2 separate regions of the Homo sapiens genome follow, and region 1 is linked to region 2. The links are chromatin loops, found by intact Hi-C in ENCODE. Cell type or tissue: mammary epithelial cell. All regions are shown on one strand. Links, peaks and the distances in the headings refer to the core of each region. The heading gives the core; the rest is flanking DNA.

What was found. A loop is a pair of places that touch in the nucleus more often than their neighbours do. Peaks named below come from ENCODE experiments on the same cell type or tissue, not always from the same donor. Only the 100,000 strongest peaks of a DNase experiment are listed, where the experiment ranks them.
Region 1: a loop joins it to region 2, with 5 times the contacts of the local background. A loop is called at or near these places in 5 of 110 quality-filtered maps.

The regions. Positions count from the first base shown.
Region 1 is chrX:16,582,444-16,599,091 of GRCh38, forward strand. CTPS2 (CTP synthase 2) reads right to left here. Exons shown (of 19, transcript NM_175859.3): 18 at 8,309-8,419; 19 at 5,556-7,332. The coding sequence ends at 8,350. Among named protein-coding and RNA genes, the nearest start is that of MIR548AM, 36 kb to the right of the region's middle. RefSeq lists an enhancer at 4,200-4,983. In mammary epithelial cell, for the core only: no CTCF peak of the experiment used is centred there; DNase peaks (open chromatin) are centred at 6,958 and 7,588; H3K27ac peaks cover 921 bases.
Region 2 is chrX:16,656,584-16,673,231 of GRCh38, forward strand. CTPS2 (CTP synthase 2) reads right to left here. Exons shown (of 19, transcript NM_175859.3): 11 at 13,997-14,091; 12 at 11,079-11,141; 13 at 10,931-10,974. Among named protein-coding and RNA genes, the nearest start is that of S100G, 15 kb to the left of the region's middle. In mammary epithelial cell, for the core only: CTCF peaks have their summits at 7,651 (motif pointing left) and 8,244 (motif pointing left); no DNase peak of the experiment used is centred there.

The DNA of each region.
Region 1 (16,648 bases), core at 4,809-9,808, 75 kb before region 2:
TATAGTACACCTGTTGTTAGACTCTAGCCTTGCCTAATGTTTTTCAATTGTTATTATTTTTTACAGTTTGGACTGAATTCTAATTTTTCTTGGCTACAAGTCTTCAAAATAATGTTTTCAAGTTTTTTCCTTCTTTTTTTCCCCCATTTTTCCTAATTTGGAGTCACTGAAAACTAAGCTGTGCTTTTGTAAACCCTGCAAACTGAAGCCAGACAACTTAAACTTTAGAAGAAAATAACAGCAACCTGCTTACATACATAAGGCACTTTCATCCCTGCCTACTGATATATAAACTTCAGAGTAATGTGGCCTATATCGATTTTCCAGGATTGTTCTTTTGTTTGTTGTTGTTTTTATCCCTTCCTCCCCCATTTTCTCTTCATAGGACATGAGACTTCACAACCTGCTAAAAATGAACTTTCCTAATAACTGGGGACCTACCCGTCTAGGAATAAACCATCCTAGCCATGACAGATCAGATGAAACCTGAGACCAGAGACTCATTTTCTCCTAAAATGCTTTCTCCAAAAGATTTTTAAAAAGAAAAGGGGGAAAATATGAATGGAAAATAAATCTTGGGGCCCCAACATCACTAAGCTAAAGGGAAAAGTCAAGCTGGGAACTGCTTAGGGCCAACCTGCCTCCCATTCTATTCAAAGTCACCTCTCTGCTCACTGAGATAAGTGTATATCTGACTGCCTCATTTGGAGAGGCTAATCAGAAACTCAAAAGAATGCAACCATTTGTCTCTTATCTACCTATGACCTGGAAACCCCCTCCGCACTTTGAGTTGTCCCACCTGTGAAAGGAAAATAAATCTTGGGGCCCCCAAATCACTAAGCTAAAGGGAAAAGTCAAGCTGAGAACTGCTTAGGGCCAACCATCCTCTCATTCTATTCACAGTCACCCCTCTGCTCACTGAGATAGATGCTATCTGATTGCCTCCTTTGGAAAGGCTAAGCAGAAACTCAAAAGAATGCAACTTTCCATCTCTCACCTATCTGTGACCTGGAAGCCCAGTCCCTGCTTTGAGTCTTCCTGCCTTTGCTTCAAGCTGTCCCGCCTTTCCAGACCAAACCAATGTACTTCTTACATATATTGATGTCTCATGTCTCATGTCTCCCTAAAATGTATAAAACTAAACTGTGCCCCTACCACCTTGGGCACATGTCGTCAGGACTTCCTGAGGCTGTGTCATGGGCACATCCTCTACCCTGGCAAAATAAACTTTCTAAATTAACTGGGACCTACCTCAAATTATCTGGGTTCACACGCCTTTGCCTCGAGTTGTCCCACCTTTCCGGACTGAACCAATGTACATCTTAACACATACTGATTGATGTCTAATGTCTCTCTAAAATGTATAAAACCAAGCTGTGCTCTGACCACCTTAGGCACTTGTCATCAGGATCTCCTGAGGCCATATTATGGGTGCACGTCCTCAACCTTGGCAAAATAAGCTTTCTAAATTAACTGAGACGTGTCTCAGATTTTCGGGATTCACAATCTCCACTCTTCACCAAACCTACAATAAAAAACCCTCAGCTTCTCAGCTTTAACTGTTTCTTCGGGTCTTCATTTTCTTATGAAGGTTCATGTGTCACATAAAACTTTAAAAAATTTGTACACTTTTCTCTCATTAATCTGTCTTCTGTTATAGGGCCTCAGCCATGAACTTGGAATGGGTAGATTAAAAAAAATATTTTTCCTCCCCTACACATTTTTTTTTTTTTTTTTGAGACGGAGTCTCAGTCTGTTGACCAGGCTCAAGTGCAATGGCGTGGTCTTGGCTCACTGCAACCTCTGCCTCCCAGTTTAAGCAATTATCCTGCCTCAGCCTCCTGACTAGCTGGGACTACAGGCGCGTGCCACCACACCTGGCTAATTTTTTTGTATTTTTAGTAGAGATCGGGTTTCATCATGTTGGCCAGGCTGGTCTTGAACTCCTGACCTCATGATCCGCCCGCCTCGGCCTCGCAAAGTGCTGAGATTACAGGCGTGAGCCACCACACCTGGCCCTCCCCTACACATTTCTAAGTATCTTACCTGATTTTCTATGGCACCTTTGGGTTGCAGAACCTTAGCTGTAGGAGAAATGGTGGTGACGGCCAATGTCTGGCACTGACTTTAACAGAGTACAGATGTGTATGTAAATAGTACTTATTTTAACAAAATAGAAAGTTCAAGAAAGAAATACAGCAACAAAAGTGACAATTAGATTGGAAGAGACCCATTCTTGTTTGCTTGTTTTCTCCATAAGCCATCTAGCTTTTTTTTTTTTTTTTGTGAGACGGTCTCACTGTCTCCCAGGCTGGAGTGCAGTGGTGCCATCACAGCTCACCTCAGCCTTGACCTCCCAGGCTCAAGTGATCCTCCCACCTTAGCCTCTCAAGTAGCTGGAAGTATAGGCATGTACCACCATGCCCAGCTAATTTTTTTTTATTTTTCATGGAGACAGGGTCTCACTATATTGCCCAAGCCAGTCTTGAATTCCTGGGCTGAAGCGATCCTCCTGCCTCAGCCTCCCAAAATGTTGGGATTATAGTCATGAGCTACCATGCCCAGCCCTAACTCCATTCTTAATTGTCACTTAGCCTACACTTTCACTTCATTGACATTTATAGGCTGACAACAAGCAGATGAAGATACCATTGAAACAGTGCCACCACTCACCCAACTGTCCTGTCAGTCAGGAAAAGCACATCCCCACTGGGTCTCAGAGCTCTCGGCCCGTTGTCTTTGCACTGTGTGACCACACACAAAACCAGGTAAAGTATTTACCTGCTTTGTTCAGGAGGCTGTCCTTGGCTCTCTAGTTTCTGATAGGACCCCATTTTAAACTCTCAAGCCCCCTTGTCCTTGTTCTTTGATAGTGTCATAGCCTCTAAACATATCACAATTATTAATATAATTAAATACTTATTTCCCTATAGATTTGTTTAAAGCCTGCCTTCCCCCAAGAGATGGTCAGGTCTGAAGGCAGGTTTGTTACAGATGACAGGCTCTTGGGCTCATCATGTAATAAAAGTTAACATGGGGACAAGCAGATTTCCAGAAAAGGCTTTTATCTTGGGGCTTGTGCTCGAGTGCAGGGGAGACACCAGAGGTACAAGGACCCTCAAGCTGACTCCCTGAAAAGGTGGTAGGGATTTTTTTTATTAGGCAAACACAGGAATTGGTATCATGGGTAGGGTATGCAGGCTGGCCTGGGCAAAGCACGTGACGGGTAGGGGATGCTGGTTAGCGTATCTAGTTGTGATGGTTATCTTGAGTAATGGGCCACCTGGGGGTCTGGCCAGCTGTAACAAGGCTGCAAATCAATTGTTCAGGGTTCCTTCCCTTCCCATGATGGGACATTCTGAAACCTCGGTTTGATGTTTAGATTTCCTAAGGCCAGTTCCTGGAATTCTTTTAAGTAAAAGGCATGATTAAACATTATGAGAGCACAGAAGAATGGCTATTTTCTTTGTAAGCCTGAAGCCTTATCTAAAACCAATTGTCAGCAAGGCAGGGGTGTGGGTCTTGTGATCAGTGAGACAAGAAGAAAAAAAAAAACGTGAAAAAGGAACTGAGTTCCTTTTCTATTCTATCTGAGGTTACTCCCCACTGCACCCCCGGCACCTGACATTGTGAGAGGCATTTGAACCAGAGTGACTCCATCTTGAATAGGGGCTGGGTAAAATGAATCTGAGACCTACTGGGCTGCATTCCCAGGAGGTTAGGCATTCTTAGTCACAGGATGAGATAGGAGGTTGGCAGGACTGGTATCACAAGATACAGGTCATAAAAACTCTGACCATAAAACAAGATGTGGTATAGAAGCCAGCCAAAACCAAGATGGTGAGAAAAGTGACCTCTAGTCATCCTCACTGCTCATTATACTCAAATTATAATGCATTAGCATGCTTAAAGAAATTTCCACTAGCACCATGACAGCTTACAAATGCCATGGCAGTGTTCAGAAGTTACCCTATATAGTCTAAAAAGGGGAGGAACCCTCAGTTCCAGGAATTCCCCACCCCTTTCCCAGAAAACTCATGAATGATCTACCCTTTATTTAGCATATGATCAAGAAATAACCATAAGTATACCCAGTCAGCAGCGCGTGCCGCTGCTGTGTCTATGGAGTAGCCATTCTTTTGTCTCTTTTACTTCTCTAATAAACTTTATTCTATGAATTTGCCCCCAAATTCTTTCTTGCGCAAGATCCAAGAACCCTCTTTTGGGGTCTGGACTGGGACCCCTATCACCATGCCTGGCTCAAGAAACATTTGTTGAGTAATGATTTATAGTGACTTTCTATGTGCTCATGTCTCACTCTTGTTCCAGTACCTGTATGCTAAGCAGCCATGCTACTGTCCTTCTGTGCTTCCCTACATTCCAAGTTCAAGGGGACAGGATGGTTTATTGTTTCTTAAGTGCTTGTCTTTCTGGTCCTGTTTACATGCATCATTAGCCCACAGGAAAGCACTCTGTTACAAATGACTTTAGAAATCACAATCATTAAAATTGAAAACTTCCATTTAAGCCAGACTACCCCTTTGTGATGTTAAAAGTGTTGCCTCTGAGCTTCCAACCCCCTCTCTATGAGGCCTATTCCAGCTTTTAACCTACCGTGGGTGCGGGCTTTTCATTTGGAGCCTCTTGTGATCTTCAAGCTGTAATTTTCGCAAGCAGGGCCCTAAAGCTCTTTAATTTTTTTGTTTACCAGAATTACTCATTTCATTTTTGTATGTGCTTGGTAGATGAATTTTCTGTGGCATCTTACAAAATAAGGCCATAATACCTTATGGCATTAAAAAAAAGTTGGGGGGGGAGCAAAACCACCACAAAAAAATTAACTGAACAATTAAAATATTTAAATTAGTATTAGAAAGCTTAAATGTAGGCAACAACTAAGTCATCTCAAGCACATTCAACAGGAAAAAGTAGAAAACATACTAGATAAGAACGTCAGAGAATGGGGCAAGGACTGGGGGAGGTGAAGGAGGTGCAGAGCTGGATCCTGTCTTTATTTGAAAATTTGATTTTGTGTTCAAATGTGAATTATTTCATTTTGATTTTTTTTTTTTTTTTTTTTGAGACGGAGTCTTGCTCTTGTCGCTCAGGCTGGAGTGCAATGGTGCAATCTCAGCTCACTGCAACCTCCGCCTCCCGGGCTCAAGCAATTCTCCTGCTTCATCCTCCCAAGTAGCTGGGATTACAGGCACGGGCCACCATGCCCAGCTAATTTTTGTATTTTAGGTAGAGACGGGGTTTCACCATGTTGGCCAGGCTGGTCTCGAATTCCTGACTTCATGATCCGCCCGCCTTGGCCTCCCAAAGTGCTGGGATTACAGGTGTGAGCCACCGCACCTGGCCTAATTTTGATTTTTTAAAATAATACTACATTAAAATATTACTGATCCTTCTTCAGAAGTTAAAGAGAATTACATATGACACAGCAATTCCACTCCTAGGCATACACCCCAAAAGAATTAAAAACAGGCATTCCAACAAACATTTGCATGTGATTGTTCATAGTATTAGTCACAATAACCAAAAGGTGAAACAAATTGTGGTATATTCATACAATGGAATTTTATTCAGCCATAGAAAGGAATGAAATTCTGACACATGCTACAACATGGGTAAACCTTGCAAACGCCATGCTAAATGGAAGCCTGACTGACCAGGGGCTCTTGGGCTCTCAATGCAATAGAAACTGACATGGGGCCAAAAGACTTCCCAGACAAAGCACGCGAAGGGTAGAGGATATAGGTTAGCATCATCTGGTTGTGATGATCATCTCGAGTAATGGGCCACCTGGTGGTCTGGCCAGCGGCAACAAGGCTGTAAATCAATTAATTATTCAGCATTCCCTCCCAAGATGGGACACTCTGCAATCTTGGTTCCCTATTTGGATCTCCTAAGGCCAGTTCCTGGAATTGTTTAAGTAAAAGACATGGTTAAGCATTATGAGAGCACAGAAGAACAATACAGAAAGGCCATTTTCTTTGTATGACTAAAGCCTCGAGGTTAGCAGGTATGGTGTCAATGAGGTAGTAGTATGGGTTTTGTGATCAGTGGGAATGCATGAAAAAATGCTCTAGTGGGGGTGAGCCAAAGCCAAGCCCCCCTTCCTACTGTCTCAGAAGAAGCCAGACACAAAAGACCACATATATTGTGTAATTCCACTTATATGAAATATCCAGAATAGAAAAAGCCACAGAAATAAAAAGGAGATCAGTGGTTGCCAGCGGACAGGTGGAGGGGAAGATAGGGAGTGACTGCTAGTGTGTACAGGCATTTATTTTGGAGTGATGAAAATGTTTTGGAAATAGTTAAAGGTGGTGGTTGCTCAACATCAGTGAATGCAACCAAATTGTTCACTTCAAAATGGTTAATTCTATGTTACGTGAATTTCACGTCGATTAAAAAATATATATACAGGTTGAGCATCCCTAATCTGAAAATCCAAAATGCTCCAAAATTTCAAAATTTCTGAATGCCAACATGACGCTAGAAGTGGAAAATTCCATAACTGATCTCATGCCAGAAATCACAGTCAAAATGCAGTCGAAACTTTGTTTCATGCACAAAATTATTTAAAATATTGTATCAAATTACCTTTAGGCTATGTATATAAGGTGTATATGAAGCATAAATGAATTTCATGTTTAGTCTTGAGTCTCATCCCCAAGATATCGCATGTATATGCAAATATTCCAAAATCTGAAATTCAAAACACTTCTAGCCCCAAGCATTTCACATAAGGGATACTCAGACTGTATTGCTGATCTTGATTCCTGAGTTTTTTGGAGCCCCCTTAAATTTTGTGCCTGAGGCAAAGCCTTACTTGCCACCCCCAAGTCTTGGACCTATTCAATTTTACTTTTACCAGGAAATAAACAGGGTGAGAAACTGCAATGATCTTGGACCACACACAAATCTGTGGCTGAGTTCCAGGTAACACAGTGACTCATTTTCTTACTCAAAATTACTTACAGCATGTTCCCTGCCATCCTTTCCATACAACACAGCAAAGGCACAGTGACCTGGACTCTTGCTCGTCATCCTAACATCCTGATCCGCTGGACAAAACATGAACACACTTTCTCCCCAGTGAGGTTGTTGGGAAAAATTTAATCAGCTACAGATATTTTAAGTACCAAAGGCTGCCTCTGGAGGGAAAAGAAAACTACCCCTCTGGTTCTGGTTGACAGAAGTATGTATTATCAGATTCCCTGTGAGGCTTTACATCCCATGTTTGCTGGAGAACAGAGGGATTCTCTAAGAGTGTAGTGATTTCTTCAGATAGTTCCTTCATCTTGCCTTCAATTATTTCAGAGGCTTAAAAGAAAAGAATATAAATATTAGCAACACCAGGAACTGAATAATACAAGTCTTTCAATATCTCCAGCTAACCTTTGCACCATTTTGGCTTGCTCCAAAGGGTCTCCATGTTTGAGGCAAAACTAAATAGACACAGCTTTGCATCTTCCCTGATAAACATGAAGAGACCTCACAGGAAAGCAATGAACACTTTACAAGTCTTCCAAAAGCTGCTGTCTCTGCTAAAGAACAGCTTATACAAGTCAAGGCCTGCCATAATGCCTAGGGCAATCCAGGCACTATCTGCCACTGAGCATAAATTTACTGAAGCTATCCAGGCTGGTATTCTCTCTAATAGTGCATAATAGAGCAATGGAAAAATAAGCTGCCCTTGGACACTAAGCCTGTCTCTTGCATCTCCCTACAAAGAAATCAAATACTATTTTATTTTATTTTATTTTATGTTTTATTTTATTTTAATTTTATTTTATACAAATCCAAGGAAATCTGCTCTTCTATGAGTGGCCTAGACCAGGGATCAGCAAACTGTTTTTGTAAATAAAATTTTATTGGAACACAGCCATGCTTGTTCACTTACATATTGTCTATGGTTGCTTTCCTGCTACAACAGCAGAATTGAGTAGTTGCCGCAGGAACTGCATGGCTCATAAGCCTAAGATATTTACTCTCTGACCTTACAGAAAGTCTGTCAACCCCTGGCCTAGACTATGATGACTCTAACCACAACAGCCCCCACATATACATTTATAGGTGTACTTATATTTTTTTTTTCCTGGCCCAAGGTGCATTCCATTTTCCCCAAACACTAACTCTGTCATGGGCTGTCATGCGTGTCCTGCTAACTGTGCCAGTCAAATGGGAGTATCTCAAAGGGGCAAGATCCTGTGAGGCGAGTCCTATAATACCCGCCTCTATACCAAGATGACAGCTTGTCCATGAGAGAAATGAACAATCCTCGAAGATTCCATCTTACCCTCACAGGCAGTCCCCATTATTCCCAGTCATGTATTCATTTCAGCTTATTTCCAACTCAGCTATCCTTGGCTCTGAAAAGCTGTCATCACTGGCATCACTGTATCTATCACTAGATTAAAAGAGGAACTAATTTAGCAAGGTATAAAAAAAAAACCTGGACAATTATTCAATTTGCAATTTCAAACACATTCCATATTAACCCCTTAGTATGAGAGAAAATACTAAAGAATATTCTTTTAGCACTTTCTAGTCACCACAGGAAGAGGTCAGTCCAATCACATGCAATGGCCTCTTTCTTTGGTCAGAGAAACTGATCACTTATTTTCATCGTAAACTGGAAGTTACTTATTCAGAAAATTAAAAACGCATTTCAGTTTAGACTGAAATTTATAATCTTCTGAAGACCACTGATCATTTCTAAACTTTAATAAAAGCCTTGAAAGTAGATTGCCTTCCTGCCACCTTAACTATTGCTTGCTTTCTACTAGAGGTGTTATATTAACAAACTGATTTAAAATGAAAGCCTGAGTTGATGGACCCATTTATTTTCTGTGAATCTACTCTTGTCATACTAGGGACTAAACCTCAGTCCATCTGAGGTTGAGCATCACTTAGTCCTACTCCTACTGATGTCAATTTGTTCTTCAATGTAATAACATAGCATACGATATTACCTGGATCTTCAGTTTGTTTTTTTCATTCTTCATTCTTCTGATGACAACTGTTTCCTTTGGCAATGAGGGAGTTCAGGACACACTACCCCAAAATATGGCATCTTGGCATATTGCGTATGGCTCATAAGCCTAACATATTTACTCTCTAACCTTACAGAAAAAGTCTGTCAACCCCTGACCTAGACTATTATGACTCTAACCATAACAGCCCCCACATATACATTGCATGAAGCGGAAGGAATTTGAGACAGCATGTGCAAGAAGTTCTCTCTGACCTTCCTCTGACCTTCCCCCACTGAAGCAGGTCATAACACCCCGGAAGGATTTTCTGACCTTCTCCAAGCAGGTCAAAAGGCCCTCAGGTGAGAGGTACCCCCAACCCCCATACCCAGAGGAAACGAGTATCCTTATCTCTGAAGACACAGGATCCCAGGGAAGAATCTGAATAAACAGGCCTTGCTAAGTTCCCCTACTATATTACCATGAGATCACACTCTTTTTGCTCTATTATAACTCTCCATGACTCTCTACTCTTCATCAGGTCTGTTTTAGAAAGACCAGAGTTTACCTGTTTCTTTGAATCTTCATTTCCTTATGAAGGTTCCCATAATACTTACATTAAATAAATTTGTATGCTTTTCTCTGTCTCTTTTTTTTTTTTAAGAAATGGGGCTGGAGTGTGTGTGTGTGTGAGTGTGGGGAGGTGGTGCCTCACTGTTGCCCAGGCTAGTCTCCAACTACTGGCCTCAAGGGATCCTCCCACCTCAGCCTTCCAAGTAACTGGAATTATAGGCACCTGCTATAACAGGGATTATAGGCACCTGCTGCTGTGCCCAACTGTATGCTTTTTGCTTGTTAATCTGTTTTTTTGTTATCAGGGCCTTGGCCATGAACCTATGATGGGTAGAGGAAAAACTATCTTTTCTCCCCTCTAGCAACATGAAAGGACTAGAGAACAGTGAACACAGCTGTGTATCCCTGATTACATTAGCGAAATGCTGTAATTCTTTTCAGCTGCAGTTTGGCTTTTGGCTCTGTGTTTTAAGGACCACAGCACCTCCCTAGATCCAGATCTGTGCTGGCCTCCGTGCTTGAGAATCACAGCACCTCCTCATTACGGAGGAACTAGTCATCTACGATCAGCAAATTGCACAGGAGCTTGAACTTGGTGGTCATGAGGACTAAGACGTGCATATTGGCTCAAGACCCAGAAAACACCCTGCAGTGACATAAAAAATGTTAACGCACTCTCTACACTTGCCTTGAAATGTTATCTCCTTCAGATCATGTTTTCATTATGATTTTAGGTCAGCAGCGTGAAAGTTTTCCCTTCCAACATTCTCATAGGTCCAAGAGTTGGAGAAATAATTTTCACAATTATGCAAATTTCAAAATTAGAAATATATGGAATGCCCTGATTACCTTGAGTCACAGAAAGTATTCAAAATAGGACCAATTATTGACAAATATCGCCAGGTTGGGTTGCCTTAGAAATACCCCTTCCCCATGAGATAGCTCTGCAACTCAACTTTCACTCTGAGCTGTGGGGTCTGTTTGTGGTTCCTTTTACTCAGTTCCAAATAAATCAGCACACTGATCTACTCCACTAGAGTTCTACTGATCTATGGAGATGATATTACAAGGAAATGTTTCATGCCTGACCCATCCCCAGTCTTGGCCAAACTTTTGCTGATTTATAGCAATAAAAGTCTGAATTCCCAGCCAGGTGCGGTGGCTCACGCCTGTAATCCCAGCACGTTGGGAGGCCAAGGTGGGCGGATCACGAGGTCAGGAGATCGAGATCATCCTGGCTAACACGGTGAAACCCCAACTCTACTAAAAATACAAAAAATTAGCCGGGTGTGGTGGCGGGCGCCTGTAGTCCCAGCTACTCGGGAGGCTGAGGCAGGAGAATGGCGTGAACCCGGGAGGCGGAGCTTGCAACGAGCCAAGATCGCGCCACTGCACTCCAGCCTGGGCGACAGAGCAAGACTCTGTCTCAAAAAAAAAAAAAAAAAAAGTCTGAATTCCCTAACAGGTGAAATTTTACTTTTTTTTTTTTTTTTGAGGAAAGGGAACAATTGGAGAAACCCTATGCTGATAGACTAGAAAAGGAAGATTTTACTCTAAACATGCTAAGTGAATATTAATAAATAAACAAAATCACAGACAAATCTGCATAGGCAAAAAGACAATCTGTTTCCTGATTTGCATGCTCACTTCCTTCTCTGGCTTTTGAACAAAAACAGCGTAGGTGGTGGCGGGGGTGGGGGGAGCACTAGAATAAGGAGAGGAGATAGAAGATTCAGAACTGGCAGAAAAGACAACATATGTTAGATAAACATATAAAACAACATATCCTTAAAACCAATCAAGTAGAAAGATACCTCCTACTTAGACTTTAGTTCAGAGAAATCCCTTCTACTGGTACATAGGAATAACTGAAGAATATTTGGAGGAAAAAAAAAACAACAGCCAAAAAAGCTGATACATCCTATTCATGCACTCTCCCTGCTCAAATGGAGACTCCTTCCTCGTTCTATGCAACATTTTGTGTCATAGAATTAGCCAAGAAAGGGGATTTGGAAGTTGCACTCAACTTCCTATCTGAGATGACATGAAGGTCAAGGACGTTCAAGTGACTTACTTGGCACATAGATCCTTCAAGGTGAAGCCAGAATCCCCATTATACTAGCTCGGGGCACAGGGTAGGGTTTAAGCTGTGCCACAGGTAGGGCAGCAGGACCCACTAGGGCATGTCCCCTAACGCAAGTGACAAGGGCCAAAGGACTGAGGGAACTTCATTTCCTTGCGTGCCAGATTTTACACCCACTTCCTTCCCCATCTCTAAGCCTGGGGAAGAATACAGTGGGCTCATATCTTCCCCCCACACTCCTGGTTATACTATTTATGAGCCACGTACCTTTGGACAAGTCATTGACTTCTGAGTCTAGAAAAAATGGCAATAATACCTCCAAACTCACCAAAATGTTTTGAGAGTCAAAAGAAACTGTATAAACTTGCTCTGAAAACTATATAAAAACATAAGATGTTGCTATTGATAGGGGTTATATATTCATAACTTGGTATCTCCTCAAACAGTCATGGAAACATAAAGAACCAATAAAAACTGCTAAGTGTATGATTTTCAGGATTGTTTCCTATGCCAAGTATAATTTCCTACCCACATTAGCAAGTGGACTTGGGCGGGCCTGTTTCTAATCTAACAGCTCTCATTTCCTATCTGATGGCTGTCTGCCCCAAGCTCTGCCAACACATCCAAATGGCACAGGCTGAGTTTAACAAAATGAAGTTCAGCTTGAATTTATTCATCTCCAAGCTTAATGACTGGGTTCACTAATTGTCTTTCATATGTTCAGAGACTGGCGGTAGGACAATAAAACAAACCATGACACTCAAGAACACAATTATCAAAATATACGTTACTGCTGAACTTGCTGATTTTAGGACGTTCATCTGCCAATAAAAAACAACTGCTAGAAATAAAATGTGGGTCATCTGAATGCAGACCAACAGTGGCTCTTGCACATGCAATAAAATGTGAGTGCACTCTGTGCTGCATATGCGCCGTGAGCGCTACTCTATGCCGGGTTCATTTCTGTTTCACACAGAACAAACTTAAGTCATAAGCTAGATGTGTCTGGGTATATTTTCATTTAATTCAAGATATCCAGCTCTATCTTAGGACTAACCTATCTTTTTCAGCAATCTTTTACACACACACACACACACACACACACACACGTTTCTCACAGGGAAGAATTATCATATATTAGAGTCTTGCATGTTAAATTTTATGAAGTGGTATAAAATACAGACATGTCCCTATGTGTCTTGTTACATTTGAAGAGAGGAAATTTTTAATTAATTTATTTATTTAAGATAGTGTGTCTCGCTCTGTCACCCAGGCTGGAGTGCAGTGATTTGGGCTCACTGCAACCTCCACCTCCCAGGTTAAAGCAATTCTCCTGTCTCAGCCTCCTGAGTAACTAGGATTACAGACACCCATCACCACGCCCAGCTAATTTTTTATATTTTTAGTAGAGACAGGGTCTCCATGTTGGCCAGGCTGGTCTCAAACTCCTGACCTCAAGTGATCTGCCCGCTTCGGCCTCCCAAGAAGAGGGGAAAATTTTTAAACTGCACTGTCCAATATGGTAGCCACAAGCCACAGTGGCTATCTAAATTTAAATCAGTTAAAATGAAATAAAATTTAAAATTCCATTCCTCATTTGCACCTGTCACACTTCAAGTGCTCAGTAGCCATGTGCGCCTAGTGCCTACCATATATGGTAGTGCAGATTATAGAACATTTCTACCAGCGTAGAAAGTTATATTGGATAGTACTGATCTAAAAACAAATGAATAATGATTTTTAAAAAGCAAACTACAGTCACCATGCAATGGTCCTTGTCATTTCCTTAAAAAAAATTTTTTTTGAGACAGGGTCTTGCTCTGTCACCCAGGCTGGAGTGCAGTGGCACGATCACAGCTTACTGCAGCCTCCACCTCTGGGCTCAAGAGATCCTCCCACCTCAGCCTCCCGAGTAGCTGGGACTACAGGCACATGCCACCGTGCCCATCTAACCTTTTATTTTTATTTTTTGTAGGAATGGGGTCTCACTATGTTGCCCAGGCTGGCCTAGAACTCCTGGACTGAAGCAATACTCCCGCCTCAGCCTCTCAAAGTACTGGGATTACAGGTGTGAGCCACCATGCCTCGCCAAAAGTTTTTTTTTGTTTTTTTTTTTATTATTATACTTTTAAGTTTTAGGGTACATGTGCACAATGTGCAGGTTAGTTACATATGTATACATGTGCCATGCTGGTGCGCTGCACCCACTAACTCGTCGTCTAGCATTAGGTATATCTCCCAATGCTATCCCTCCCCCCTCCCCCTAACCCACAACAGTCCCCAGAGTGTGATGTTCCCCTTCCTGTGTCCATGTGTTCTCATTGTTCAATTTCCCACCTATGAGTGAGAATATGTGGTGTTTGGTTTTTTGTTCTTGTGATAGTTTACTGAGAATGATGATTTCCAATTTCATCCATGTCCCTACAAAGGACATGAACTCATCATTTTTTATGGCTGCATAGTATTCCATGGTGTATATGTGCCACATTTTCTTAATCCAGTCTATCATTGTTGGACATCTTGGGTTGGTTCCAAGTCTTTGCTACTGTGAATAGTGCCGCAATAAACATACGTGTGCATGTGTCTTTATAGCAGCATGATTTATAGTCCTTTGGGTATATACCCAGTAATGGGATGGCTGGGTCAAATGGTATTTCTAGTTCTAGATCCCTGAGGAATCGCCACACTGACTTCCACAATGGTTGAACTAGTTGACAGTCCCACCAACGGTGTAAAAGTGTTCCTATTTCTCCACATCCTCTCCAGCACCTGTTGTTTCCTGACTTTTTAATGATTGCCATTCTAACTGGTGTGAGATGATATCTCATTGTGGTTTTGATTTGCATTTCTCTGATGGCCAGTGATGGTGAGCATTTTTTCATGTGTTTTTTGGCTGCATAAATGTCTTCTTTTGAGAAGTGTCTGTTCATGTCCTTCGCCCACTTTTTGATGGGGTTGTTTGTTTTTTCTTGTAAATTTGTTTGAGTTCATTGTAGATTCTGGATATTAGCCCTTTGTCAGATGAGTAGGTTGCGAAAATTTTCTCCCATTTTGTGGGTTGCCTGTTCACTCTAATGGTAGTTTCTTTTGCTGTGCAGAAGCTCTTTAGTTTAATTAGATCCCATTTGTCAATTTTGGCTTTTGTTGCCATTGCTTTCGGTGTTTTACACATGAAGTCCTTGCCCATGCCTATGTCCTGAATGGTAATGCCTAGGTTTTCTTCTAGGGTTTTTATGGTTTTAGGTCTAACGTTTAAGTCTTTAATCCATCTTGAATTGATTTTGGTATAAGGTGTAAGGAAGGGATCCAGTTTCAGCCTTTTACATATGGCTAGCCAGTTTTCCCAGCACCATTTATTAAATAGGGAATCCTTTCCCCATTCCTTGTTTTTCTCAGGTTTGTCAAAGATCAGATAGTTGCAGATATGCGGTGTTATTTCTGAGGGCTCTGTTCTGTTCCATTGATCTATATCTCTGTTTTGGTACCAGTACCATGTTGTTTTGGTTACTGTAGCCTTGCAGTATAGTTTGAAGTCAGGTAGTGTGATGCCTCCAGCTTTGTTCTTTTGGCTTAGGATTGACTTGGCAATGAGGGCTCTTTTTTGGTTCCATATGAACTTTAAAGTAGTTTTTTCCAATTCTGTGAAGAAAGTCATTGGTAGCTTGATTGGGATGGCATTGAATCTATAAATTACCTTGGGCAGTATGGCCATTTTCACGATATTGATTCTTCCTACCCATGAGCATGGAATGTTCTTCCATTTGTTTGTATCCTCTTTTATTTCATTGAGCAGTGGTTTGTAGTTCTCCTTGAAGAGGTCCTTCACGTCCCTTGTAAGGTGGATTCCTAGGTATTTTATTCTCTTTGAAGCAATTGTGAATGGGAGTTCACTCATGATTTGGCTCTCTGTTTGTCTGTTATTGGTGTATAAGAATGCTTGTGATTTTTGTACATTGATTTTGTATCCTGAGACTTTGCTGAAGTTGCTTATCAGCTTAAGGAGATTTTGGGCTGAGAAAGCAGGAAAATCCAAAACTGACACCCTAACATCACAATTAAAAGAACTAGAAAAGCAAGAGCAAACACATTCAAAAGCTAGCAGAAGACAAGAAATAACTAAAATCAGAGCAGAACTGAAGGAAATAGAGACACAAAAAATCCTTCAAAAAATTAATGAATCCAGGAGCTGGTTTTTTGAAAGGATCAACAAAATTGATAGACCACTAGCAAGATTAATAAAGAAAAAAAGAGAGAAGAATCAAATGGACGCAATAAAAAATGATAAAGGGGATATCACCACCGATCCCACAGAAATACAAACTACCATCAGAGATTACTACAAACACCTCTACCCAAATAAACTAGAAAATCTAGAAGAAATGGATAAATTCCTCGACACATACACCCTCCCAAGACTAAACCAGGAAGAAGTTGAATCTCTGAATAGACCAATAACAGGAGCTGAAATTGTGGCAATAATCAATAGCTTACCAACCAAAAAGAGTACAAGACCAGATGGATTCACAGCCGAATTCTACCAGAGGTACAAGGAGGAATTGGTACCATTCCTTCTGAAACTATTCCAATCAATAGAAAAAGAGGGAATCCTCCCTAACTCATTTTATGAGGCCAGCATCATCCTGATACCAAAGCCGGGCAGAGACACAACCAAAAAAGAGAATTTTAGACCAATATCCTTGATGAACATTGATGCAAAAATCCTCAGTAAAATACTAGCAAACCGAATCCAGCAGCACATCAAAAAGCTTATCCACCATGATCAAGTGGGCTTCATCCCTGGGATGCAAGGCTGATTCAATATACGCAAATCAATAAATGTAATCCAGCATATAAACAGAACCAAAGACAAAAACCACATGATTATCTCAATAGATGCAGAAAAGGCCTTTGACAGAATTCAACAACCCTTCATGCTAAAAACTCTCAATAAATTAGGTATTGATGGGACGTATCTCAAAATAATAAGAGCTATCTATGACAAACCGAC
Region 2 (16,648 bases), core at 5,815-10,814:
TTTTGTGTTTTTAGTAGAGACAGGGTTTCACCGTGTTAGCCAGGATGGTCTCGATCTCCTGACCTTGTGATCCGCTCGTCTCGGCCTCCCAAAGTGCTGGGATTACAGGCGTGAGCCACCATGCCCGGCCCATTTCCACTTTCAAAGTGTAGAAAATGATGATACTGAAGGCGTTTCAAACAACATAAGCCCTCTCCAAGATTCTGCTATACGGCTCTACCTTCAAGCTGAAAATAACTGCCTGCAAAGTACTGCCTTTGACTTATTTTTAGTTTCAGGGTTTTTTTGTGTTTTTTTGTTTGTTGTTGTTTTGTTTTTGAGATAGGGTATTGCTCGGTAGCCCAGGCTGGAGTGCATTGGCACTTTCAGGGCTCACTGCAGTCTTGACCTCCTGGGCTCAAGTGATCCTCCCACCTCAGTCTCCCAAGAAGCTGGGACTACAGGCATGTGCCACCATGACTGGCTAATTTTTTTTCTTTACTTTTTGTAGAAACAGGGGTCTTCCTGTGTTGCCCAGGCTGGTCTCAAACTCGTGGGCTCAAGCAATCCACCCACCTTCGTCTCCCAAAGTGCTGGGATTACAGGCATGAGCCACCATGCCCGGCCTTTTTTTTTTTTTTTTTTTTAATCTAATGAACTTGAATGTGTATGCTGGGTTCTTCTGTCAAGTTGGCTGCTATCATTTTTCCAGAAGCTGGATGACTCTCCGAGGTGGGCAAAGGAACACGTACCCATGCTCCCACCTCATCTACCCATAAAAGGCTGGGCAGGGCCAGGCTTCTCTCTGGGGTGTTTGAGCTCAGAGAGAGAGAAGTACCGGTTGATGTAAGCACAGGGATGGTGGGGACAGGGTGACCAAAGTGAACTGGGCACGAGATGAGTAGCTGGTATATAGTGACTTGGAAGGCAAGGTGCTTGAAATTTCCTGGAAAATCTCTGCAAGTGCACAGTAGAAACTATTATCATTGGTTACGTGCTTCAAGAGGACTGGGCAGATGGGGGGGCAGGAATAAGAGAGCCACTATTCACTTGACAAATTCTTGGACATTTTGATTTCTGAGCCATATGGATGTGTGTCCTATCAAAAAGAATAAGTGAAAATGTTCAATAGTAAGAGAACACTTTGTAAATCTCTGGCTGCTGCTCTTTGTGATTAGCCTCTCAGCACTCTTATTTGGAATAATCAGAAAAATACAACTATCTAAATTTTGGGAGGAGAGTATACTTGTGGAGATTTGGGAAGAAAGAAAATAAGTGTGGAAGTTTCCCCCAATAATAAAATGAAATTCATTGGAAGCCATTTCAAACATTTAGAAAGTTAACCAGAAAAATAGAAAGGTGGCCGGGCGCAGTGGCTCACGCCTGTAATCCCACCACTTTGGGAGGCTGAGGCAGGTGGATCGCTTGAGTCTAATAGTTCAAGACTAGCCTGGGCAGCATGGTGAAACCCTGTCTCTACAAAAAATACAAAAATTAGCCAGGCATAGTGGCGCACACCTACAATCCCAGTTACTCGGGAGGCTGAGGCAGGAGGATTATCTGAGCCCGGGAGGCGGAGGTTGCAGTGAGCCAAGATTGTGCTATTGCACTCCAGTCCAACCTAGGTGACAGAGCAAGACTCTATCTCAAAAAAAAAAAAAGGTGATTTCTAACCCACCAAGAAACAGAGGAGATTTTTATAAACAGTTGAGGGACTGTTTAAATACAATTTGTATCATTCTAATTCAACACAAGAGCATTCTCATGGTATTAAAACTCTTAAACATTTCTCATGACTCATTACATTCCACTGTACAGATACCCCATAATAATCTTAACTATTTCCCCATTGTGGGGCATTTAGATTGCTGTCATTTCCGATTCTTCCAAATGTTATGATGAGTAGATTGTTGTCATTTCTAATTCTTCTAAATGTAATGAGTACCTATTCATATTTCTGTCAACATTTCTGATTTCCTTAGGAGAATTTCTGAGAAGTAAATGTCTGAGTCAGAGGGTATGGATATTTGTATGGTTTGTCAAACAGACCACCTAACTGATTTCCCAAAAGGTTGTATGGATTCATAACTCTACAGGCAGGAAGGAGAACGCCAGCTTCACTTCCCAGAGAGCATTTGCTGGTCTCATTTTAACAACTGTTTTGTTCACGATGGTGCACATTTTTTATTTGTTGCTAGTTGTAATAAGAATCCCTTACTATTTCACCATGAACTTTACTGTTGGCTACTGCTTTGTGGAAGATATTCTTCTTGTTTAAGAAGTACTGGTGTCTTCCTAGTTCATTATGAGACTGTGAGCACCAGGTTTCGATGTTGAGCATGTATGGCGCTACACAGTCTCTCTCTTTTGTTCAATCAATATAATGTGTTAATTTAATTCCCAGGATAAACACACTACTCAGTCATGATCATTCTTTAATGCTGTTAAATTGGATGTTCGAATATTTTATTTGAGATTTTTCATATCTTCATTCCCAACCAACGTTAGTCTATGGTTTGAGTTTTTATTATTTGTGGTGTGTGTTTTGTTCAGTTCTGATATCTAGCTCATGCTAGCTTCTCATTTTAGCCTATGTTCATTCTAGGTATCAATTAGCCCCTCGCAGAGTTAATATACATTATCTATTTCAACTCCAACATATATAAAGTACTTATTATGGGCAAGGCACTATACAAGATGCCATGAGAGACACAAATTTCCAGACCTCTGAGATTCTAAGTCAGTAAGTTTGGGACCAGGTCAGGGGAAGGATTCATCAAAAAAGTAGCATTTCAACTGGGCTCTGTAGAAAGAACCTTGAGGGGAGCATGCAGGAAAGGGGCAGCAGTGGGCATTCAGAAAGAGAGAAAACAGCCCAAGCAAACACATCATGCCCAAATGCAAGGCTGTTTAAAGAATGTGTACACCATGTTTGGGGTGGAATGTCAAGTATGAGGAATGAAGAGGGCACACCCACTTCAGATCATGAAAGTCTTTGGTCACCATGCTGAGTCCACCCAAGGTCACAAAGGGAGTAAGAAGGTGTAGGAGTCACAGAATGACAAAAAAAAAAAATTGTATATATTCAAGGTGTACAACAAGATGTTTTCATCTCTGTATACACTGTGGAATGATTACCACGAGCAAGCTAACATATTCATCACTTCACGTAGTTACTGTTGTGTGTGTGTGATGAGAGCAATGAAGATCCACTCTCTAAGCAAATTTCAGCCTCCCGAAGTGCTGGGATTACAGTATTATTAACTATGGTCCCCATGCTGTACATTAGATCTCCAGAACTTACTCATCTTATAACTGCAAGTTTGTGCCCTTTGACCAACATCTCCCCATTTCTCCCACACACCCCACATTTTCCATTTTCTTTATCTATTCATCTATCAGTGAACACTTAGGTTGATTCTGTATCTTGGCTACTATGAATAATGCTGCAACAAACATGAGTGCAGATACCTCTTGAACACAATAATTTCATATCTTTTGGATATATACCCAGTAGTGGGATAAGTGGATCATATGGTAGTTCTATTTTTAATTTTTTGAGGCACCTCCACACTATTTTCCGTAATAGTAATGCCAATTTAGATTCCCACCAAGAGTGTGCAAGGGTTCCCTTTCAGGAGAATTTTTCTTTCTTTCTTTCTTTCTTTTTTTAGACAGGGTCTCACTCTGTCACCCAGGCTGGAGTGGAGTGGCATGATCATGGCTCACTGTAGCCTCGACCTCCTCAGGCTCAGGTGATCCTCCCATCTCAGCATCCTGAGGAGCTGGGACTACAGGTACACACCACCACACCCAGCTAACTTTTTAATTTATTTTTTATTATTTATTTATTATTTTTTGAGACAGTCTTGCTCTGTCACCAGGCTGGAGTGCAGTGACGCAATCTCAGCTCACTGCAACCTCCACCTCCCAGGTTCAAGCGATTCCCCTGCCTCAGCCTCCTGAGTAGCTGGGACTACAGGCACGTGCCACCATGCGCAGCTAATTTTTTTGTTTTTAGTAGAGACAGGATTTCACCAAGTTGGCCAGGATGGTCTCAATCTCCTGACCTCGTGATCCACCTGCCTCAGCCTCCCAAAGTGCCAGGATTACTTTTTTATTTTTTTGTAGACACGAGGTATCACCATGTTGACTAGGCTGGTCTTGAACTCCTGGGCTTAAGCAATCCTCTCACCTTGGCTGCCCAAAGTGCTTAGATTACAGGTGTGAGCCACCGTGCCCAGGCAAGAACTTTTCTTTCTCTGAGTAGAAAAAAGTTACCTCAGCCAACAGTCTGATGTCAACTCTAAACCTACTATCCCCACAGAGACAGTATCAAAGGAGTATTAGGCTCCCAGAGTGGTCTGTAAAAAGCTATTTAACCCATATTATAGCTGCATTTTTTTTTTTTTTTGAGACAGAGTTTCGCTCTTGTTGCCCAGGCTGGAGTGCAATGGCGCGATCTTGGCTCACTGCAACCTCCACCTCCCAGGTTCAAGTGATTCTCCTGCCTCAGCCTCCCAGTAGCTGGGATTACAGGCACCCACTACCACGCTCAGCTAATTTTTTGTATTTTTAGTAGAGACGGGGTTTCACTACGTTGGCCAGGCTGGTCTCAAACTCCTGACCTCAGGCGATCCACCGGCCTCAGCCTCCCAAAGTGCTGGGATTACAGGTGTGAGCCACCACACCCGGCCTATAGCTGTATTCCTAATGACTACTTTTATGGGAAAAAGGATTTTTAGCCCTAACTAACCTCCAAGTGATTTCTATATGATCTTTGTAATAGTCAGGAGATGCTTACTTCAACACTCTAAATGCAAGAAAATCCTCAAAGTAATCAAAATTGCCTAAAAGATAATTCTAAGTGGGCCATCTGGTTTGTTTTCAACACCTCTTAATTTGCACTCCATATGAAGTTGTTGAAAAATAATACAGATGAGGAAAATATTTTAAACAGGGCTTCAACTAAAGGCAGGAAAATGTTATGCATTAATCAATTATACTTCATGTATAACAAAAATCAACTTTCACCCAAATCAGCTTTTAATTATGTGACTGTTTCACAAATCTACTATGGTAGATGTAAAATTCACTTAACCCTGAAAATTCCTGGATCAAAAAGGGATAAATGACGTCATACCTATGATAAATAATGAAAACTGAAATAATATCAAATACCAAAATCTCAAATATCCATTTGCATCTCGTTAAAATGCTTTGAATTTCTCCCTGTTCCTTTCCCATACCACCATCCAAGTGTGCATGTGTGTGCTGATGTCTTTTGAAGGTGGAACATGAATTCTGTCTTCAGGGTGTAATATCTTATGTAAATTTAGAATTTTTAGTTACCTTTTTCAACAAACAGAAAAGAAATGCTTAGAGTTAAGCACATTCACATGCCTACACATTAGATTGAGATTGTTCATTCATATATATATATATATATATGCCTCAAAAGCTGAAAATATTCAAAATATAAAGTCCAAAGTGCTGTGAACTACACTACAGATGTACTGGAGAGATCTGAAGCCAAATTCAAGGTCAAGGATGTCAGCAGCAGCCATGTGATTGATATAGGGTTAGAATGTAAGTCAGCAACAGCTACGCTCTTGGTTATGTACCATCTAGAAGGCAGCTGAGACTACTTTGAAGCAGGGCAAAAAACCAGAGTTGCTATAGAACCCTAAGTATTCTGCAAAGTCCCAGAGCCTTCAATTTCACCTTGTGGATTAAGCAGAGAAATGACACAATAAAATAAATTTTACTCATTCTCTCCTGGGCACTCTGAGACGCAGAAAGAGTCTACCTTAACCCTTAGGGAAAAATCTGTTTCTCTTTTTATGTGTATAACAGACACTTTCTCTTGGAACTGTTCTGGATGCCAGTGTCTCTATTGATTTCATCAACAGCCATAGCACTAATCATGCATGCCAAAGGAGGGTCATGATGACCTATGAAGAGATCTTAGGAGTAAATATTCCCTATAGAAGGCTCCTGGTTTCCAAACTGTTTACTTTCCTAGCTAGAACAGCCAGAATGACCAGTCCCCACAAAGTAACTGTTATTTGCTCAAGCTTAAGTAACTCTGCAGGCTTCATGGTGCTTGCTGCCTTATGATTCTATCTCCTTAGTCTTTTTTTTTTTTTTTTTAATAAGACTTCTCACATCGATACAAGTGCTAGCTCTTAAGGCTATTTTTCTCCAACAAACATTGCAGGCCATAAAGACGTTCAATAGCAATTAGCTTTTATTGTTCTCATCTCACTTATGTGTATAGGAGCCATCAAAATGTAAAATGCACACATCCTCTGACTTAGCAACTCCCCTTCTAGGAATCTATCCCTGCAGATGTGTTCGCGCGTGGGTGCAAGGATATATGTACATGGATACTAATTTGCAGCATAAATTAAAGCAGCAAAATAATGGACACAAACTAAATATGAGACTGGTTAAATAAATAAGGATGCAGCCATATAGCATACAGCAGAGCAAGCACACCGAAGACATCCCTGCACATTGATGTGGAATGATCAGTATATAAAGCAAGGTGGGAACAGTGTCTGGAGCATGCTACAAAGTTGTTTTGTTTGGTTTTGTTTTGAGACAGGGTCTCGCTCTGTCACCCAGGCTGGAATGCAGCGGCGTGATCACAGCTCACTGCAGCTCAACCCCTGGGGCTCAAGTGATCCTCCCCCTCAGCCTCCCGAGTAGCTAGGACTATAGGTGCATGCCACCATGCCCAGGTAATTTTATTTATTTATTGTAGAGGCAAGGTGTAACTATGTTGCCCAGGCTGCTCTCAAACTCCAAGACTCAAGCAGTCCTCCCGCCTCAGCCTCCAAAAGTGCAGGGATTACAGGCATGAGACACTGCACCTAGCCAAGATCTTTTTTTTAAACGCAATACATATTCATATGTGTGTGGCTAAGTGGGTATACACACACAAAAACACACACACAAATCTCTGAAATAACTAAAGAAATGCATCAGCTGAGCTCCTGTAGTTTCAGCTACTTGGGAAGTTGAGGTGGGAAAATCACTTGAGCTCAGGAGTTCGAGGCTGTAGTGCGCTATGATCACACCTGTGAATATCCAGCCTGGGCAACATAGTGAGACAGCCCATCTCTTTAAAAAGGAAAAAAAGAAAGAAAGAAATGGATCAAAGTAGTTGCCACTGGGGAAGGGAACCGAAGTGAGGTGGGGGCAAAGGAGAGACAGTTCTGTACCTTTTTCTGCAGGGCTTAACTTTTTTACTCTGTGTAAAAAAAAATTTTTTTTCATTTTTTTTGAGGCAGAGTCTTGCTTTGTCACCCAGGCTGGAGTACAGTGGTGCAATCTCGGCTCACTGGAAGCTCTGCCTCCTGGGTTCACGCCATTCTCCTGCCTCAGCCTCCCGAGTAGCTGGGACTACAGGCGCGTGCCACCACGCCCAGCTAATTTCTTTATGTTTTTAGTAGAGACAAAGTTTCACCATGTTAGCCAGGATGGTCTTGATCTCCTGACCTTGTGATCTGCCCGCCTTGGCCTCCCAAAGTGCTGGGATTATAGGCATGAGCCACTGCGCCCGGCCATGTGTAAAAATTTTTTAACGCACGTACACACACCCCCAGTAAAGAATAATCATCAAAGAATTAACCTTGCCAACACTATCTAACAGTGGCACCTACTGGTAAAATCACTTCCTATCCCAAAGTATATCTTAGAAAAGAAAACCCATAGTTTTCCTGGCACAGCCATTTCAGCTATTAGTCAGGAAATATGTTTATATTAAAGGCTCATAAGGAACCCTTCATTGGTATTAGGCCTTCTGAGCATAAGACTTAAAAGTACCATCTGGCTGGTAAGTTATGGTTCATTATGGTTTGAGTTACAAGCTATAAAAAAAAAGAGTGAAGAATGCTTCTATGTGCTTCCGTGGGGTGATCTCCAGCATACAGTGTTAAGCGAAAAATGCAAGGCAGGAAAAAACTGTGTAGAGTATGCTACCATTTCCCTAAGAAGGGAAGTGGATGACAAAGACATACAGCTTTACTTATATGTAAAAAATGGGAAGATGAACCAAGAAAAAAAAGAATGAATGCTTGCCATAAGGGAAGGGATTAAACAGGCTACAGGGGACAGAAATAGAACTAGATTTCTCTAAATCAGTGGTTCTCAACCAGGGCGATTCTGCCCCTGCCCCCAAGAGATATTTGACAATATCTGGAGGTACTTTTAGTGTCACAGTTGGGCAGGGGTTAGGGAGTGATACTGGCACCTAGTGGGCAGGAGCTCCCACATACAACAAAGAATGATGTGTTCCCAAATGCCGATAGCACAGATTATATATAAGGAACTTATATCTAGAATATATAAAGAACTGTTACAACTCAATAATAAAAATACAAATACCCTAATTTTAAAATAGACAAAGGATGTGAATGGACCTTTCTCCAGAGAAGACATACAAGTGGCCAATAAACACATGAAAAGATGCTCAACATCCTTAGCCATCAGGCAACTGCAAATCAAAGCCACGATGAGACACCACTTCACATCCACTAGGATGGCTATCATCAAAAAGACAGAAATAACAAATGTTCACAAGGATATGGACAAATTAGGACCCTCATACATTGCTGGCAGGAAATTAAAATGTTGCAGCCACTTTGGAAAACAGTCCTACAGCTCCTCAAAGGGTTAAACACAGAATTACCATATGACTCAGAAATTCCACTCCTGGTGAAATGAAAACATATGTCCACACAAAAACTTGCACATGAATGTTCACAGCAGCGTTAGTCACAATGCCAAAAAGTAGAAACAATGCAGATGTTCATCAATGGATAAATAAAATGTTTCATGTCCATATAATGAAATATTAATCAGCAATAAAAAGAAACAAAGTACTGATACGTGTTACAACATAGACAGACTTTGAAAACATTATCCTAAGTAAAAGCAACCAGTCACAAAAGGCTACATATTGGATGATTCCATTTATATTAAATGATTCAAACAGGCAAATCTATGAAGACAGAAGGTAGACTAATGGTTGCCTGGGGCTGGTGGAGATAGGAGGCTTGGGGGTGTCAGCTAAGGCGTGTGGGGTTTCTTTTTGGAGTAATGAAAATGGCCCAAAATTGCTTGTAATGAGAGTGGCACAGATCCGTGAATATGCTAAAAACCATTGGATTATACAGTTTTTTGTTTGTTTGTTTTTTGAGACAAAGTCTCACTCTGTTGCCCAGGCTGGAGTGCAATGGCACGATCTCAGCTCACTGCAACCAACGCCTCCTGGGTTCAAGCAATTTTCCTGTGTCAGCCTCCCTAGCAGCTGGGATTACAAGCATGCACCAGCACGCCCAGCTAATTTTTTGTATTTTTAGTAGAGATGGGGTTTCAACTTGTTGGCCAGTCTAGTCTCGAACTCCTGACCTCAAGTGATTGACCTGCCTAGGCCTCCCAAAGTGTTGGGATTACAGGCGTGAGCCACCGCATCTGGCCGGATTATACAGTTTAAATGGCTAAATTTTGTGGTATATGAATTGTATCTCAATAAAGCTGTTTAAAAAACCAATCGCGATTGTGAGGCGCGAGCTCCATTAGAAGTAGGTGCCCAGCAGCAGGGACACGACTGGGTGTGCATGGGTGGCTGGCAAACAGGCTGACTGAAGGCCAACCATCATCTTGCAGAACTCGCTCTGTTAGTGGTGAGCACAGTAGCATGAGGCAGAAGGCAGAGGCAGGTAAAGAAAAGAGGTCAGGAAAGGTTTCCTCAGATGAATAGGAAGTTGTTGGTAACTGAGTTGTTGTTAATTAAATTTTTCAATGCTTTTATTGAGATTCCAGGGGGAGAGGGATTTTAGGCAGGTGGACATCTCAGGTATAGGGAACCTCAGGCTGTATCTGAAAAACTAGTTTAGATTGTCCAAACGTAAAACTCAAAGCATGTAGCCTGGGCAACATAGTGAGACCTTGTCTCTACAAAAAAAATCAAAAAATGAGGTGGGAAGATTGTTTGACCCCGGGAGGTCTAGGCTTCCGTGAGCCGTGATCATGCCACTGCATTCCAGCCTGTGTGACAGAGTGAGAACTTGCCTCAAAAAAACACAAAAAAGAAAAAAACTCAAAGCCTGGGAGGAATCAGGATGCCATGGGATGAATCAGCAAAGCAGCAGGTGACAGAGCACAGTGGCTTTGGGACCCAGCCCAGAATCCTGGACTGAATATTTTAAGGGAAAAGAAACTGATGGAAGATGAGGACTGGCAGCAGAATCACTGTCGCTTTTGTTTTAGAAAGACAGATGACCACCAGTGTGGAAAATAGGCAGACTGGTGATGAGTCTGGAGACAGGACAGCTCATTTATTTATAGTAGATGTTATAAATTGTTGTCACAGCCGATTTAATCCTTTCCTAAACATTAAGCTTGAAAGCTGCGACAAAGAGAAATCAGTCCAGGATTGTGACTGTCTTTAAGGCATAGCTGAGAAGATGGACTATCAAGAACAAAGGAATTTAATATAAGAATAATGTAATTTAAAATGTTCTGGTGCTGTAAAGAAAAAATAATAATAGACCCCCCCCCGCCTTTTTTTTTTTTTGAGAAGGAGTCTCACTCTGTCACTGAGGCTGGAGTGCGGTGGCATGATCTTGGCTCACTGCAACCTCCACCTCCCGGGTTCCAGCAATTCTCCTGCCTCAGCCTCCCGAGTAGCTGATATTACACGCATCTGCCACCACAGCCAGCTAATTTTTGTATTTTTAGTAGAGACAGGGGTTTCACCATGTTGACCAGGCTACTCTTGAACTCCTAACCTCAAGTGATCCGCCCGCCTTGACCTCCCAAAGTGCTGGGATTACAGGGGTGAGCCATGGCGCCCAGCCAATAGCCCCTTATGAATTTAGGCAAGAGCCAGGACCCAAGTGACAATGACTGGACCCAGAAAGATAAACAAGCCACTTACCAGAGGAACTGGGGCATTTGGCCTAAACTCTGTGGAATCAGCATCTGAAGATTAAGAAAAGAGTTCAGTAATTCACCAATAGTGCTGAAAAATATTTGAAGAGAGAAAATTTTTTAAATAAATGGTCATTAGCAAACCTCGAACTTACCTTTCAAGTTAAGGCAGTTTCTTGCAAACTCTATCACTGCTAGTTGCATCCCAAGACAAACTCCTATTTTAAAAAGCACATATGCAAAGCAAATGAACTCACTTTGTATTTGTTCACATTTTCTGTTCATTTGTTGGCTGCCTGTCTCCCCTATCTAGAATGCAGACTCCCAGAGAGCAAGACTCTGCCTGTTTTGCTCCCTGCTGTCCTCTCAGAAGAATCCCTGACAGAGAGCAGGGCAGGGGCTTAGACTATCATGAAGCCGCCTAAGTCCCAAAGTTGACAAAGAAGGAACATGAGGTCAGAAAAGTGCAGGGTCAACTGGGCGCAATGGCTCAAGCCTGCAATCTCAGCACTTTGGAAAGCCAAAGTGAGCAGATTACTTGAGGTCAGGAGTTCGAGACCAGCCTGGCCAACATGGTGAAACCAGCCTCTACTAAAAATACAAAAATTAGCCAGGTGTGGTGGCATGCACCTATAGTCCCAGCTACTTGGGAGGCTGAGGCAGGAGAATTACTTGAGCCCGGGAGGCAGAGGTTGCAGTGAGCTGAGATCACACCACTGTGCTCCAGGCTGGGTGAGAAAGAAGGAAGGAAAGAAAGAGAAGAAAGAGAGAAAGAGAGGAAGGAGGAGCTGGGTGCGGTGGCTCACACTTGTAATCCCAGCGCTTTGGGAGGCTGAGTTGGGCGGATCACGAGGTCAGGAGATCGAGACCATCCTGGCTAACATGGTGAAACCCCATCTCTACTAAAAAAAAAAAAATACAAAAAAAAATTAGCCAGGCATGGTGGTGGGTGCCTGTAGTCCCAGCTACTCGGGAGGCTGAGGCAGGGGAGTGGCGTGAACCTGGGAGGCAGAGCTTACAGTGAGCAGAGATCGCGCCACTGCACTCCAGCCTGGGCGACAGAGCGAGACTCTGTCTCAAAAAAAAAGAAAATAAAAAGAGAGAGAGGAAGGAGGGAAGGAAGGAAGAAGGGAAGAAGGAAGGATGGAAGGAAGGAAGGAAGGAAGAAGGAAGAAAGAAGGAAGGAAGGAGAAGGAAAAGGAAGGGGAGGGAAGGGAGGGAAGGGAGAAAGAGAGAAAGAAAGAAAGAAGGAAGGAAGGAAGGAAAGGAAGGAAGGAAGGAAGGAAGGAAGGAAGGAAGGAAGGAAGGAAAGAAGGAAAGAAAGAGGCAGAGTCCATGAGACAAATCTGCCACCTTCTAGATTTGTCCCTGAGTTGAGGCATCTTAGTGGGCTGCAGTGCCTGATTCCTTCAGAGAACATCTAACACCCCAACTCAGAGGGAGTTTCCTGGGCTAAGATTTCCCACTCCTTCTCATGGTGACTTCACAGCCATAAACACAGGCTTGGCCAGAGGTTGAGTGCCTACAGGACGTCAGGCTGCTAACCCACAGGCAGCCCCATAGCCTTCACTGTAAGGAAAAGCAGCAGTGGGGGGTGGGGGTTGGAGACTCCACAGTGGGCTTGAGCATGGTGGGCAGCAGGGAAGGAGACACGATGGGCCTGAACAGAGTGCTCGGTGATGAAGGAAGGCAGACCTGTGTCGCCCAAGCCTGTTGCCACAGGGATGCTCCCAGACCCAGCTCCGCCTTCACTGCAGTTCACCAATTCTCTCCACTAAACAAATGCCAAAGAGCATCCCAGATGCTCCTCCGATAGATACTTAAGATGTACACAGGGGAAACAAAGAAGGGAGCAATCAATATATCAGGGATGCCAGAACAGAAGTCAATAAGCAGGAAACAGCTGAGTGCTGGGGGGTGGGGGTGGCGGTGAGGGGGATTTCAGAAAGTTCCATATGGCTGGGACATAAAGAGATGCTATGCTAGAGGGAAAGCTAAAGACCTGCAAACCATTCCATACTATTAAAATAATCTGAGGAACATTACCCACATTTAGACAGAAACTTCAAAAAAAAAAACAATGGCCCCCAACGAGCTTAGACCAGTAAAAGAAAACAAGGTATCCAGGTAACTACTCCAGTCTTCTATTTTGAAAATGGATCCTAAGAGGAGAGAGTCTAAGAAGCTAATCAAAGAGCAGGTAATGGGGGGAAATAAATGGTCTGCTGGCACTAAAAGCCTGTCCAATGGGCTCATAAACCCACCCAGCCATCCACTGCACAGTGGGAAACACAGCCTCTCTGCACTCCCCCTCCTGCCTGAGTCCCCAGCTACAGGGCTGCCTCTCCCGCATCAAGGTCCCATTTCCTCTGGTTTCCCTGGTACAGAAGCCGTACTTCGCAATTTGAAAAAAAAGCATTAAAAAGGCTCAACTCGGCCGGGCACGGGGGCTCAAGCCTGTAATCCCCACACTTTGGGAGTCTGAAGTGGGCAGATTGCTTGAGCCCAGGAGTTTGAGGCCAGGCTGGGCAACATAGCAAGACTCCATCTCTTAAAAAAAAAAAAACACACACACACACAAAAATTAGCCAGGCACAGTGGTGTGTACCTGTAGTCCCAGCTACTCTGGAGACTGAGGTGGGAATTGGAGAAGGTAAGCACAGTTGCAGATGGAGCCTTCTCCCAGCCTCTGCTACCCAGCTGGAATAGCAGCAAGTTCTCCTAGGATGAGAAACGTTTTCTGTAAAGGGTCACATAGTAAAGATTCTAGCCTCTTTCAGATAGTAAAGCTTCTAGGCCGTAGGGTCTGAAACTCTGACGTTGGACCACAAAAGCAGCCATAGACAATATGTAAACAAATTGGTGTGGCTGTGTTCCAATAAAGCTTTATTCATAAAAACAGGCTGTGGGCCAAATTTAGAATATAGTTTGTTGACCCTATAGCAGACTATTTGGCACCTGAACTTTCAAATCCGAGTTCACACCTTTACGATAACAAACCTTTAGTGTTACCCCTCCTAGGTGTCAAAAATCTAATAAACTCATAGTTAGGGTCAATAAACATGAGTTTTACCCAGAAAAGGAATCTTCTTTGTCCTTGCCCAAGAAATCGCCTGGAGTTTTCCCAATGTTCCTCTGATTCCAAAGCCTCCAGGCACAAGAATACCACTGAAATCAATACAAAATGAGGGTAAACTTGACTATCCATTTTTTTTTTAAACTAGTGTATTCAGCCATTCGTGCAATGCTTGGTCCAATCACTAGTGACTATGCTCAAGCTCTATTTTCAGAACCAATTATATGACTTCACACCCTGAACTTTTTTTCTGAAATCTTCCCAATGTTATGAAGAAATTGTGACAATTTCTCACAACTGACCTCAATATATATTTTACGATAAGTCTTTGTGGCATCAGAGCATACTAACTGAGAAACCCAATTCAATTAAGAATGCCACTGGGAAAAGAAACTGAATGAAAATAGGTTAAGGTTCTTTCAAAACACTATTATAAAAATGTTAAGATCTCTGACATCATCAGAAAGAGTTAAATTGGAAAAATCAGCCTAAGATTTCAAATGCTAATTAAGTAGTGGCAAATGAAAATTTCTTGGCTAGAAGACTTCACAGACCTAGGCAAACACAACAGCAACACAGTTCAACAGAAAACCCAGGAGGATCATGCTAACCTCATGATGCAATGCTGCCCCCAAGAGTTCTGTCAATTACTTACAAAATAAAACCTAAAATCTAAGACATGTGGAAAATATCATCAAGAGAGAAAGGGCTGCTCTGTCAATGGAGCAGCTATTCTTTATGTCCTTACTTTCCTAATAAACTTGCTTTCACTTTACTCTATGGACTCACCCTGAATTCTTTCTTGAGCAAGATCCAAGAACCCTCTCTTGGGGTCTGGATTGGGACCCGTTTCTGGTAACATCTTTCTAGCGACCACAGAAGGGACAATACTGAGTACGTGGTGGGGTCCAGTAACATTTTTCTTTTTTTTTTTTTTTTTTTTTTTTTTGAGACAGAGTCTTGCTCTTGTCACCCTGCCTGGAGTGCAGTGGCGCGATCTCGGCCCTCTCCAACCTCCACCTCCCGGGTTCCAGCAATTCTCCTGCCTCAGCCTCCCGAGTAGCTGGGATTACAAGCACACGCCACCACGCCCAGCTAATGTTTTGTATTTTAGTAGAGATGGGGTTTCACCATGTTACCCAGGCTGGCCTCGAACTCCTGAGCTCAGGCAATAAGACCGCCTCAGCCTCCCAAAGTGCTGGGATTACAGGCGTGAGCCACCATGCCCAGCCTCCAGTAACATCTTTCTAGTGAAACACGGAAAGAACAATACTGAAGAGACCCCAGACCCAAAGGAAAATCGTCTGTGTGCACCAATTGGCTGACTTTGGGTAAATGGGGTGCATATACCCAGGTAAAGGATGGGATTGGGTTAGAGGCCCAACTTAGAGTCTCTCCTAAAACAGAGAGAGTTAAAGGCTCCTCTCAATAAAAGGCAAGGATGCTTGAATGACCTTGGGTTGGAGGCACAACTTAGGAAGGTTAGAGTCCTTCCTAAGGTTTAGGGGGTTAGAGGCCTCTCTCAGTAAAGTCCCTCTCTGCTAAGAATAGGTTTGGCACTATGGGATGTTAATTGCTATTCTCTTTGGATTATTCTGCCTTGCACTCTTTGCTGATAGCTATGGGTGACAGAACTAGGCATGCACAGGACCATGGGACATGGGGAGCTTTTTCCTCCTCAAAAGGGGAAACTTGAGAGTTGATGAGACTCCTGGAAAAGATCCCTTCACGACCGACAAGCGGCCACCTGAACTTTTCAGTGTCACTGCAATGGGTGCGTCTTTCTCTGGCCTCCCTGAGCTCTTTGCCTTCCCCAAAATGCTGCGGGCAATGCTTTTCTCCCTTTATCTCCTTTCCTTTTCGTATCTTTTCTGTTACTCAAGGCGACCATCTTGCCCAGAGACAAGTTGAAACTCCTGGTCAGAGGTTGGATTAATGATGATGGGGCCCAACCAGGGGCAAGTTTGAGCCTTGCCAGTAAGATATTGGGTGCTAGGCAGAGTGGCTAATGTCTATGTTTTGTCACACATATTTTGCTCTGGCCAGAACAGGAAAAGATAATTTTCCTTTGTGTTACAGCTTGGCCCCCAGGGCTGTGGTGCAGCCAGCCGGGTCACTAGGGCTGCTCAAGGAAAGGGAACCCAGAAGCCTAGCATACCGACAAAAGGGTAAGAATTTCTTACCAGTCAGACTTCTGGCCTCTCTCTCTCTCTGTGCAAATTGGTTGAATGAATGGTAAAAATCACTGTCTCCTGTGTAAAGTTTTGATTAATGGTAAAAAGGATTTGTGAGGCTACTCTTTTTTTTTTTTTTTTTTTTTTTGAGACGGAGTCTCGCTCTGTCGCCCAGGCTGGAGTGCAGTGGCGGGATCTCGGCTCACTGCAAGCTCCGCCTCCCGGGTTCATGCCATTCTCCTGCCTCAGCCTCCCAAGTAGCTGGGACTACAGGCGCCCGCCACTACGCCCGGCTAATTTTTTGTATTTTTAGTAGAGACGGGGTTTCACCGTTTTAGCCGGGATGGTCTCGATCTCCTGACCTCGTGATCCGCCCGCCTCGGCCTCCCAAAGTGCTGGGATTACAGGCGTGAGCCACCGCGCCCGGCCGAGGCTACTCTTAAGCTACAGTGAATCTGGTGTGCTTTGTGTGTCT